Linked DNA regions of Homo sapiens: region 1 is linked to region 2. Evidence: chromatin loops called from intact Hi-C (ENCODE). Cell type or tissue: MCF 10A. All regions are shown on one strand. Each heading gives the region's core, and the rest is flanking DNA. Links, peaks and the distances in the headings are about the cores only. Region 1 overlaps ZSCAN5A (zinc finger and SCAN domain containing 5A). Region 2 overlaps ZNF787 (zinc finger protein 787).

Region 1 (6,191 bases), core at 701-5,700, 220 kb before region 2:
AACAATCATAATCATAGCAGCAGCAGTAACAGTAACTGGCGCTAACAAGCATGGTGTGCTGACAATGCCTGAACTATGGTTGCAGGATTTCTGTGGAAACACCATCTTTAATTCCCACGATGACTGTATGAAATAGGTGCAGTCTACATCCCCATTTAACAGAGGAGGACATGGGGACACAAACACGTAAGATAAGTGCAGCTGAAGAGTGGAATATTTTTTATTTTACATTTTTAATTTTGGGATAATTTTATATTTACAGAAAAGTTGCAATGATACAGTACAGAGCATTCTCATGTACCCCTTCCCCACTGCCACTACTGTTAACATCTTATATAAGCCTAGTAGATATGTCAGAACCGTAACATTGCTACAGTACTGTTAACGCCAGACTTTATTCACATTTCCCCAGTTTTTTCTCTAACGTCCTTTTCCTGTGCTGGGGTCACATGTGGGACACCACATGACATTTAGTTGCCATGTCTTCCTGCCCTCCTCTGATCTGCAGCAGTGTGTCTGACTCTCCTTGTTTTTAATGATTTTGACAGTTTTGAGGTGTACGGACTAGGTGTTCTGTAAAATGTCCCTCCATTTGGAATTGTATGATGCTTGCTTATGACTAGACTTGGATTATGGGCAGGAACTGACTTGTAAAGTTTTTTTAATTTTAATGAAAAATTTTAAATTGATACTTGGTTCAGTTATCAGACAACCTTTAACCCTGTTTGGAACAACTTGGATATGTGGATCTACTCTTTAACTATAAATGTTAGAAAATATAATTGCAGATCAATTTTAGCATTCAAATTGAGATGTGCCATAAGTGAAAAATACACAATGGATTTCAAAGACTTCATACAAAATGAAGGATATAACTGATCTCATTAATAATTTTTTTTATTGACTACATGTTGAAATGTATCTTGGATATATTGAATTAAATCGTACATATTATTCAAATTGATTTTACCGGGCTTCTGGGCTAGTAGGAAGTGTGAAATAAGTGTGGCTCACAGATTTTTATTGGATAACACTGCCCTAGATAATAACAATACATTAATTGAGAACTATGTGCCAGGCAGTGTGTTTTAGAAATATTATCTTATTTAGAACACGTGAACACATAGGGGTGAACAACACGCACTGGGGCCTGTCGGGGTATGGGATTGTGGGGAGGGAGAGCATTGGAAAAATAGCTAATGCCTGCTGGGCTGAATACCTAGGTGATGGATTGATAGGGGCAGCAAACTACCATGGCACACATTTACCTGTGTAACAAAACTGCACAGCCTGCACATGTATCGTGGAACTTAAAAATATATATATATTATCTCATTTAAACTTTACCTCTATGAGGCAAACTCAGTAGACTGTTTCTTAAACTCCACTTTAAAATGATCCCTGGGGTAAAAGAATTTTCCATCCGTCTATGAAATATACCAACTGATGCTTCAGGCTCACTGAATGCCCCTGGCTAGTGCAGTGCTTTCTAATATGCCTTCATTCTTCTCTATTGGTTCAGTTGTGTGACTACCCAGAGCTAGTTGAGTTGCATTTATTCTAAACCTTTTCATTCTAATGGATTTTATTTCAATTATGTAATGCAATTACATTTAACATAAATGAGGAAAATATGAGTGCATCAGCAAAGAATTGTTTCCACCCAAAACAGTAATTCAGTGGGAAAGATGTGATAAAGGCCGATTGTTAATAAGAGCAACAACAAAAAATATGTCAAGTTGGAATGAGCAAGATGGCTATAGGGATGATCTTTTTCTTTTTTTTAATGCAGTGAGGATTTTGCTTAAATAGCTTTGCAAGCATGCCTGTGTCTCCGCTGCCCTTTTAAGGGACAAACTGGAAATTGTAGGTCCATAGACCTATACAACAACAACAACGAAACCCCCTGGTCTTATATCAAAAGATTAGCAAATGCCTGTACAATTTTATGTTTTAAAACAAAATGGTAAAAGTATTTTTAATTACCTATTGGAACCAACTTATTTGATGAACCAACCAGTGATGGTTCTGATCATGATGATAAGAGAACTTCTACCCTACTGTTACTATCCCCATTTTACAGATGATAAAATAAGGCATTAAGAGACAATACCTTCCCCAAGCCTGCATATCTATTAAGGGGTGGAGCTGGGATTCGAACCCAAGAAACCTGTCTCCAGAGCCAAAGCTTTCAACCAGGACAAGGAACCTCCTCCAGAATAGGCAAGAAACATGCAGGCTGGAGAGCTGGATACGGCTTCCTCCTGGAACAGCCATATCCTCACAACTGTATTTCCTCAGGACGGTGGGGGCAGCCCCAAATCTTTACACAAAAGAATACGGACTTTGGAATGAGTCCAACTGGGTCAAATCTCAGCTGTGTAGCTTAGTGTGATGTTGGACGAGCCATCGGTCTCTCTGAGCTGTAGTGTCTTCACCTGTAAAGTGCACAGTTAACTGATAGCGTTTGATTCTTGGTAATCCACCAGCATACCTGTTAGTTTTCAGTGTTGGGCGAATGGAATAACCCAGCCTTTTCAGCCATTTCAACAAGTATACATTTTATTATGGAAGTAGTGGGGAAAGTTCGAGAACGATCTGGAGGAGAGATTTTAGGGGAAACTCCTGCAGTTGCTCTCTCAGCCGCCCTGGGTGCATCCCCCTAAGGCATGGCCCCCACAGACACCTTCTGGCCATGCCTCTGGGCACCCAGGTGCCATTCCTTAAAGGACCCAGTTCATTACCCTCCACACAGGCAGTCCAGGGGACAGAGAGCTTTCTTCAGAGGTTAGAATGCCTGGGAGATGGAGGCCTTGTGAAGGCTAAGCTGAGATGGAGCAGGCTCACTAGAAAGAACAGCAGGGATCATCCCTAAGAAAGGAGAGAGAAATGTATTTGTGCATTGATTTTCGTCTTCATGCATTCTCATACTCCTTGCCTGGTGCCCTCTCCATCCACCTCTACAGGGCTCTTTGTGACCTGCCTCAAGCCCACCTCCTCCCTCCAGCTTAGCCCATTCTCCCCACTCACTAGGTTCCACCAAGTTTGTCCCTATTCCCACCGGGCTGTTCCAGCAGCTGGAACACGCTTCCCTCAGATCTTATGGACCCTAGCTCTGCCCCATCACCAGGGCAAGTGTCTCCTCCTCAGAGCAGGGCTCTTCTAGAAACCAGCCAGTGGGAAGCAGCGCCCCCTCCAGTTCCTCACTGTCCCGGCGCCGGGCCTGAGCTTGTGTTGCACCCCTACCTCCCACTAGAGGGCGCGCCCCGCAGGAGCAGGGACTGCCCAGGCCTGGCTGGGCTGCACCCCCTAGCCTGGTGTGCTGGAGTCACTCAGAGTTGCAGGAAGAGAACCTTAAGGTTTGCTTCTGGGTGCTGGAGTTCCAGGGATGGATCAGGGGTACTTCCTGCTCCCACAGGGGCTCACAGTCTATGTGAGCAGGGGCCCTCAAACTGTGTTCCGCAGGGCCAACTGCAGCCTGCATCCCTTTTAATAAAGTTTCTTTTTGTAATTGAGGTAAAATGCAAACATAATGCATAACATAAAATTCACCATTTTAACCATTTTGAAAGGGCACAATTTAGTGGCCTTCATTACATTCGCCATGTTGTGCAATTGTCACTTCTAAGAGTGGAACATTTTCATCAACCCAAAAAAGAAATCCATTAAAAGCAGTCACTCCCCTTGTTCCTTCCTCCCCTCAGCCCCTGACAACTAGTAATTGGCCTTCTGTCTCTTTGAATTTGCCAGATCTGTCTGTTTCATATACATGGCATCATCTACTGTGTGATCTTTTGTGTCTGCTTCTTTCACTCAGCACAGTGTTTTCAAGGTTCAGCCGTGTTGTTGCACGTGCCAGGACCCCATTCCTCTTTTGGGGGCTGAATAATAATCCATTGTATGAATGCACTACGTTTTGTTTATCCTTTCATCAGTTGTTGGGTACAGTCACAGCCATCAGTGTATTCTCTACGATTGCTTTGACTAGAGTAGTTGCAACAGACCATATGACCTGAAAAGCCAACACGTAATATTTGGCCCTTCACAGAGAAAGTTTGCCAACCTCTTGCCTAATGGGTTGAAAGCACACCTTTATATGAAAATAACTATCTGGTTTGACCGGTGCTTTAATGTATGGTTGAAGAGAGCCTGAGAAACCGTTCAACACCATTCATTTCCTTCAGCATCCTCCCCAGTGGAATCTGAAGGATTGCTGTTGGTTCCTGAACCAAAGCATTGCTTAGGTGAATCTTGAGGACTGAGGAGGACTTTTCTAGGTAGACAGAGATCAAGGAATCAATGTGTGCAATGGCATAATGGAGCGGGAAAAAAAATGTGATGTTTTGGGGGGAATCAGAAATGATTTAATATGGGGGGGCGTGGTGGCTCATGCCTGTAATCCCAGCACTTTGGGAGGCCGAGGTGGGTGGGTCACCTGAGGTCAGGAGTTCGAGACCAGCCTGGACAACATGGTGAAACTTCATCTCTACTAAAAATACAAAAATTAGCCAGGTGTGGTGGTGCATGCCTGTAATCCCAGCTACTTGGGAGTCTGAGGCAGGAGAATCGTTTGAACCTGGGAGGCAGAGGTTGCAGTGAGCTGAGATTGGGCCACTGTTCTCCAGCCTGGGTGACAGAGTGAGCCTCCATCTCAAAAAAAAAAGACTGGGAGCCACCGCTCACGCCTGTAATCCCAGCACTTTGGGAGGCCGAGGCGGGCGGATCACAAGGTCAAGAGATCGAGACCATCCTGGCCAACATGGTGAAACCCCGTCTCTACTAAAAGTACAAAACTTAGCTGGGCGTGGTGGCACTCGCCTGTAGTCCCAGCTACTTGGGAGGCTGAGGCAGGAGAATTGCTTGAACCCGGGAGGCGGAGGTTGCAGTGAGCCAAGATTGCGCCACTGCGCTCCAGCCTGGCGACAGAGCGAGACCCTGTCTCAAAAAAAAAGGTTTAATATGGACAGGGGATGGAATGTGGGTGGGGGGATCAAGAGAAGTGGAGAAAAGTTTAGAGAAGCAGGAGGAGCTTGGAGCCTGAGAACCCTTGGGTACCATGCCAGAGACCTGAACTTGATCAATGGGGCAGAGGCTTCCTGCCAGGTTCCCTGAAAACTTGGGATCTTTTAGGAATTCCACAAAGGTTTGCTTTGATTTTCATTTCAAAAATTAAACTATTTTTTAAAATAGGTGTGTACCCAAAATATAGCACATGGACTGAAATTTTTATTCACTGGAGAGCCACACCAACCTGTTGCATGTTTTACATACAGACCTTGGGGAAAAAATTGTATTACCTGAAGGGCATGTACACTTCACAAGGCAAACTATTAGGCATTTGCAGTGACTTATCTCTGTGGGCTCAGATTTTTCTCCGTATGAACAATTAAAAGGAAACACTGCAAGATACGGGGTAAAAGAGAGTAACGTAAGACAGCAGAGGCCTTCTGTACCCTGTGCTTGCAAATCTCATCACCTCACTTCATAATAAGTAAATGTCACACAGTTAACCTTAGGAAAAGTACCTCTGGTAATGAAAAGCAACTTAGAATTTTTTATATATTGGGATTCCATGTAAGATTTCAGTAGAAAAGTGTTTTGGATTTTCTTTCTTTTAAAGTTTGAAAGACACTCATCATAGTTGGTGAGTTTCCACTGGTGGATTTAAGCAGGACTGCAGCAGGGGGTGGGGGTATATCGTATGATCGAGTTGACATTTTTTAATGTAAAAAGGGCACTGGGGATGCCAGGGAGAGGATGAAAGGCAGGCGACGTGGGAGAGGCCAGGGAGGAGCCTCTTTGTAGCTATCAAGGGAAGAGAAATCTCCCATCTGTCCTTAGTACTTTCTCTGGCGACGTGGGAGAGGCCAGGGAGGAGCCTCTTTGTAGCTATCAAGGGAAGAGAAATCTCCCATCTGTCCTTAGTACTTTCTCTGGCAACAGGGGAGAGGCCGGGGGGGACCCTCTTTGCAGATACCGAGGGAAGAGAAGTCTCCCATCTGTCCTTAGTACTTTCTCTGGCGACGTGGGAGAGGCCAGGGAGGAGCCTCTTTGTAGCTATCAAGGGAAGAGAAGTCTCCCATCTGTCCTTAGTACTTTCTCTGGCGACGTGGGAGAGGCCAGGGAGGAGCCTCTTTGTAGCTATCAAGGGAAGAGAAATCTCCCATCTGTCCTTAGTACTTTCTCTGGCG
Region 2 (6,191 bases), core at 541-5,540:
AGTAAAAACTCATTCAAGGAACACCCCTTAACACATGAAAGCTGCGCATTGAAAGAGCAAATCACAGATGGTTGCGTTAGAATTGCTGGACGCTAAAGGAAGTCACCGATCCTTCGTGGCAGAAAGCGTGGAAGACTTGGAAAGTCAACATGACTATGCTCGGACTTAGCACTTTATGCCAGGAGAAAATGGCATTATGACTCACGGAAAAGGGACCTTCAGATGGGAAGGGTACAGACAGGCTACCCAGCAACAGCCCTGTGAACCCCGTTCCTCTGTGCCCTTCCTGAGGAACCTAAAAGCGAATGAGCCTCAGACAACTGACCAGGGAAAGGGATGGGAGGAGGGTGTGAGCAGGTCAGTCTCCTGAGCCCGAACATGTCTCAGTCGGCCAAGACCTGCACCTGACGGAGGGGATGCAGCCGAGAAAACACTGAGGGGAAGGAGGACGGTGCGTGCAGCACAGTCCAGGAGTTGTGCCTGGCAGTGGTAGCAGTAGCATTGTTACCCTGAGATCGCGTGTGCACCCAGCAAGAGGGTTGTAATATAGGGCATCCCAGTTCCGCCATCTCCTGCGTCTATGGAATATTCCACTTCCGCCATCCCCTGTGTCTATGGAATATCCCACTTTCGCCATCCCCTGTATCTATGGAATATCTCAATTCTGTCATCCCCTGTGTCTATGGAATATCCCACTTCTGCCAACCCCTGTGTCTGGGATATCCCACTTCCGCCATCCCCGTGTCTATGGAATATCCCAGTTCCGCCATCCCCTGTGTCTATGGAATATCCCACTTCCGCCATCCCCTGTGTCTATGGAATATTCCACTTCCGCTACCCCGTGTCTATGGGGTAGCCCACTTCCACCATCCCGTGTCTATGGGGTAGCCCACTTCCGCCACCTCCTGTGTCTATGGGGTATCCCACTTCCGCCATCTCGTGTCTATGGGGTATCCCAGTTGCGTCATGCCCTGTGTCTATGGGGATCCCACTTCCGCCACCCCCTGTGTCTATGGGGTATCCCACTTACGCCATCCCCTGTGTCTATGGGGATCCCACTTCCGCCACCCCTTGTGTCTATGGATATTCCACTTCCGCCACCCCCTGCGTCTATGGGGTATCCCAGTTCCGCCATCTCATGTGTCTGTAGGATATTCCAGCTCTGTCATCCCCTGTGTCTGTGGGGTATCCCACTCCCGCCATCCCCTGCGTCTGTGGGATATTCCAGTTCTGTCATCCCCTATGTCCTTGAGAACCAGGATTCTCCGTGGGGCTGAAGGGAGGTGCAGATGTCACAAAGAAAAGGATGAATGAAAACTTTAGTCCTGAATTTCTATGGGAAGTATCAGTGTGAACTCAGGAATTTTATCTTAAAAAAAAAAAAAAAAGCATTTCCAGATTTTGCTCTAGAAACATTTATCTCCCGTGGAGGGGAAACCTGGGCTTCCTGGAGTAGTGGTGCTGCAGGTGGGGCAGGAGGCGTAGAGGTAGAGCCTGGGGCGTAGGGGATCTGGAGTGGAGGACCGCCCCCCAGCCCATCCCCTCGGGACCTCAGCTGAGTCCTTCAGTGAGAGGACAGTGATAGTGTTGGCCATGGATTAAATGTGGTAATCCACGGAACACATTTAGCCCAGGGCCAGGCGTCTGGGGACACTGCCCTCCCCCAAGGGTAACTGCTGCCACCATCAGAGTGGCCCCGGCCCTCATTGTTTCTTATTTTTTTAATTGAATGAGAACTCTTGTGCTCCTCACCGTGCTCTTCTCTTGCTGGGAATTCGTTGAATCCCTTTAAAGATGGTGCTGTGAGGTGGAGAAGGCTGTTAGCCTCATTGCTCCTGTGAGGGTGAGGGTGAGGGTGAGGGTGAGGCTTCGGCTTCGGCTTCGGCTTCGGCTTCGGTTTCGGCTTTGGCTTCCGTTTGGCTTCGGTTTCGCCTTCGGCTTTGGCTTCGGTTTCGGTTTCGGCTTTGGCTTTGGCTTCGGCTTCGGCTTCGGCTGCGGCTGCGGCTGCGGCTGCGGCAAGTGGAGCGGCTCATCTTGGCCCATGCGCGGTGCAGACGCAGCCTCTTGTCAGAAACCAGTCTGTGCCTGTGAAGCGCGGTTTCCTGGGCCTTACTGAGATGCAGCACGGGAAGGTTTGCGCAGAGCCCAGGAATCTGCAAGATGTAAAAGAGCCCTGCCTTTTAAGTAATTAAACCCTGTCCATTTAACAGTGCTTAACTCGTACTTAGAAAAAGTAGTGCAGAGATGCCTGTAGAGAAGCCAGATCGCCTACGGCCTAAAGCAGAAAACAGCTCCCACCTCCTGCCTTCCCCACTCCCAGTTTGCCTCTAGAGGAAGGAGCCCCTCCATGCACTCTTTGGGGTTCTCCCTGGTTCTAGGTAAAGAGCTCATGAAATTGCTTTGATAGTTGCAAATCTAATGGGAGGTGAGGACATGGCTCCCACATCCTCTCCCCACTCTCCACTCACTGCGCTCTCCACGTACTGCACACCCGCCCCAGTGCCCCTGTCTTAGCTGCCACTGTGTCACAAGTTTTGTGTTCAGAATTCATGTCGTCATGAATAAATGCTATTCATAGCTGAGTCACAGGGAGCATTGCTACACTTTCTTTCTTCACAGCTTCGAAAACAAAGCAGTTATTTTAATTAAAGGCGTAGAAGCACTTGTAAGGTTCAGATAGTATGGCTCGGTTTACGGTGACAACAAATCTCTTTCCTGCCCGTCCCTTTCTGTCCCCTTCAGTCACACTGCCCCGGGGCAAATAGCTTCTGATGTTTGTTTTTAATTCTCTCTACATCTTTAAGTAATGTGCTTATAACTTACAACATTTTTTGATTTATGTTGACAACGCAGTGGGCTCCATGCCATCTCTCCAGAAGGCTCCCCCCTTCCTGACTTCACCTGGAGTGTTTTCTTCTGCCGCAGGTTCAAGAGCCATATTCGAATACTCTCTGCCTTGGAATAGTGATTCTCACACTGGAGCTGGCATCAGAATCACCTGGGGGGCTTGCTGAAGCACAGGCCCGGCCCGGCACTTTCTCATACAGTGCGTCTGGAGGGAGGCCTGAGCATAAGCGTTTTTGTTTTGTTTTGAGATGGAGTCTTGCTCTGTCGCCCAGGCTGGAATGCAGTGGTGTGATCTCAGCTCACTGCAACCTCTGCCTCCCGGGTTCAAGTCATTCTCCTGCCTCAGCCTTCCAAGTAGCTGGGACTACAGGCATGCGCCACCACGCCCGGCTAATTTTTGTGTTTTTAGTAGAGATGGGGTTTTGCCATGTTGGCCAGGATAGTCTTGAACTCCTGACCTCAAGTGATCTGCCCACCTCGGCCTCCTAAAGTGCTGGGATTACAGGCGTGAGCCACCGCTCCGGGCAGTGCATAAATGTTTTTAATATGTTCTCTGTGGCGCCGATGCTACTGGTCGCAGGATCCCACTTTGTGGAGCACTCCCTTAGCGTGTAGGGTGTGCTGCCTGTGGGTGGGGGATTTAGCGGTGGGCGGCCGCAGTTAGTGGTAGATGGCTGTTTCTTGGACCCAGTCTACTAATGCGCTTCTGGGCATTGCCACTTTGTAGTCGTGTAGCTGTGGGCTGTGACTCGACTCCCTAGTGCCTCAGTTTCTCCCTTGTAAAGGCTCAGTTTTGTGCTCCCAGCTTATGAGGACCTGACGCTGAAGTGTGTAGCGCAGGGGGGCGTCATGGCCCTTCCTTGCGTGTTTGCCAGCGTGGCATCTGGGAGGGTGTTTGGGCTCTGTGTGCTGGGCACCACCGTGCCAGGTGTTGGGATAGAGACTTAGGAGCTTACAGTCTAGTAAGGTCAGGAGTGAGAACGTTGTAATTGTGATTCATGGCTTTGAAAAAACCCTGTGGGGTGCACCTGGGGTGTCCACGGGGGTCAGAGATGCACTTGCTGAGGCCCTCCCACCTGATTCTGTTGCTCTGGACCAGGCCCCAAGGGAGAGCAAATGTAGAAGCTGCACACGGACCCTTCTCAGGAGTGAATGAGCTGGGGAGGAGGCAAGCCCATCCCTCCCGGGAGAGCCCCCAGGGGCAGGCCTGGTGCAGAAGTGTGAAAGGCCTCGTTGACTGCTGGAAGGGCGTCCTCAGTGTAAAGATGTGCAGGCAAAGCCCTGTGTGCCCGAATTGTCCTCACTGAGCAGACAGGAGCCCCCACACCAGGGGCTGACCATAGCCTCTGTAATGGAGGTGGCGTTGAGCCAGGTTTTACTCCCAGGTTCGGAGGTGGGGCTTTCATGCTCATCTCCAATCCCATTACCTGTCTGCAGCCAGGATTGTCTTCCTGGAGCCCGAATGTGACACCATCGCTCCCTGGCGGGCACGTCTTCAGGGTGCCAAACCCACTCCCTGGCTCAGGACCAGGTGTCCAGGGCTGCATTCAAGCCCTGCGGCCCCTCTGCCTAGTGGAACCTTTGCCCGTGAGCCTTCCTCATCCTCTGCCCCCGGCGTCCAGGCTGGTGTTTTGGGTTTCGGGGTCCTTTTCTGGGAGCCTTCCGTGGATCCCGCCCCTCGCCCATGCCTCTTATGTTGCCTGGTTGTTTACAGACCAGGCCTTCTGTGTCTGGGGCATTGTTCTAGAGGTTGGGGGTAAACTGAGGGTCTTAACTCACACAGAGCTGAGGTCTTAGCTGGGGAGAGGGGTAATAAATACTTAGTAAAATGCAGGGAGTGATGCACACTCTGAGGACACCAGGGCAGGTCCTGCGCCAGGGGGAGCGAGGCACCCGAGGCCAGCGTAGCAGCCAAGGCAGGCGTGGAGCCCTTGCCTCTCTTGACTCACCTCCCCCTACCCTCTTGCTTTCCAGTGGACATCCTCATCATGGATGATGACGACGTCCCCAGCTGGCCTCCCACCAAGCTGTCCCCGCCCCAGTCTGCGCCCCCAGCCGGCCCGCCTCCCCGGCCGCGGCCGCCCGCCCCCTACATCTGCAACGAGTGTGGCAAGAGCTTTAGCCACTGGTCCAAGCTGACGCGGCACCAGCGCACGCACACCGGCGAGCGGCCCAACGCCTGCGCCGACTGCGGCAAGACCTTCTCGCAGAGCTCGCACCTGGTGCAGCACCGGCGCATCCACACGGGCGAGAAGCCCTACGCCTGCTTGGAGTGCGGCAAGCGCTTCAGCTGGAGCTCCAACCTCATGCAGCACCAGCGCATCCACACGGGCGAGAAGCCCTACACCTGCCCCGACTGCGGCCGCAGCTTCACTCAGAGCAAGAGCCTGGCCAAGCACCGGCGCTCGCACAGCGGCCTCAAGCCCTTCGTGTGCCCGCGCTGCGGCCGCGGCTTCAGCCAGCCCAAGAGCCTCGCGCGTCACCTGCGGCTGCACCCGGAGCTGTCGGGGCCTGGCGTGGCGGCCAAGGTGCTGGCGGCTAGCGTCCGGCGGGCCAAGGGGCCCGAAGAGGCGGTGGCGGCGGACGGCGAGATCGCCATCCCCGTGGGCGATGGCGAGGGCATCATCGTGGTGGGCGCGCCGGGCGAGGGGGCCGCGGCCGCGGCAGCCATGGCGGGCGCGGGGGCAAAGGCCGCGGGGCCCCGGTCGCGGCGCGCCCCGGCCCCCAAGCCGTACGTGTGTCTGGAGTGCGGGAAGGGCTTCGGGCACGGGGCCGGGCTCCTGGCGCACCAGCGGGCCCAGCACGGGGACGGGCTCGGGGCGGCGGGGGGCGAGGAGCCGGCCCACATCTGCGTGGAGTGCGGGGAGGGCTTCGTGCAGGGCGCCGCGCTCCGGAGACACAAGAAGATCCACGCGGTGGGCGCGCCCTCGGTCTGCAGCAGCTGCGGACAGAGCTACTACCGCGCGGGCGGGGAGGAGGAGGACGACGACGACGAGGCCGCGGGCGGGCGGTGCCCCGAGTGCCGCGGTGGGGAGGGCCGGTAGGGGAGGGGCCCGGGGGGGGGGGCGGGCAGGGCCCCTCGGGCTTGGCGGGAGCGACGACGTGCAAGACCAAGAGACCCAGGGAGAAGCGGACGGGGTGCGATGGACCCCGCGGCATCCCCGGCTCCCCGCCCTCCTCTGTCCCTGCGCCGTCCGTGGGGGGGCACTGGGGCGTATTAGGGCCCGTTCACTTCTCCGCCTCGAGACTCTGCCCCCTCAGCCTGGCCCGCCCTTCCTAAGTTATCGGCCTGCGAGCCGGAGAGACAATGGAGAGAACTGCAGAGGCCGAGTGGCGACCAGGCC

The links. Hi-C counts contacts between places; a loop is a spot of excess contacts. Peaks named below come from ENCODE experiments on the same cell type or tissue, not always from the same donor. Only the 100,000 strongest peaks of a DNase experiment are listed, where the experiment ranks them.
Region 1: a loop joins it to region 2, with 2.5 times the contacts of the local background. A loop is called at or near these places in 8 of 110 quality-filtered maps.

Annotation. Positions count from the first base shown.
Region 1 is chr19:56,306,804-56,312,994 of GRCh38, reverse strand. The region is part of intron 2 of ZSCAN5A (zinc finger and SCAN domain containing 5A); the gene reads left to right. EDDM13 (epididymal protein 13) reads right to left here. Exons shown (of 15, transcript NM_001354658.2): 15 at 2,541-2,871. The coding sequence ends at 2,847. LOC124900420 reads right to left here. Exons shown (of 5, transcript XM_047439799.1): 5 at 2,541-6,191. The coding sequence ends at 5,636. Among named protein-coding and RNA genes, the nearest start is that of ZSCAN5A-AS1, 4.8 kb to the left of the region's middle. In MCF 10A, for the core only: a CTCF peak has its summit at 3,213 (motif pointing right); a DNase peak (open chromatin) is centred at 3,254.
Region 2 is chr19:56,087,723-56,093,913 of GRCh38, reverse strand. ZNF787 (zinc finger protein 787) reads left to right here. Exons shown (of 3, transcript NM_001002836.4): 3 at 4,822-6,191. The coding sequence ends at 5,891. Among named protein-coding and RNA genes, the nearest start is that of LINC01864, 24 kb to the right of the region's middle. RefSeq lists enhancers at 1,479-1,984, 1,985-2,490, 1,496-2,695, 2,825-2,994. In MCF 10A, for the core only: no CTCF peak of the experiment used is centred there; DNase peaks (open chromatin) are centred at 1,953 and 2,573.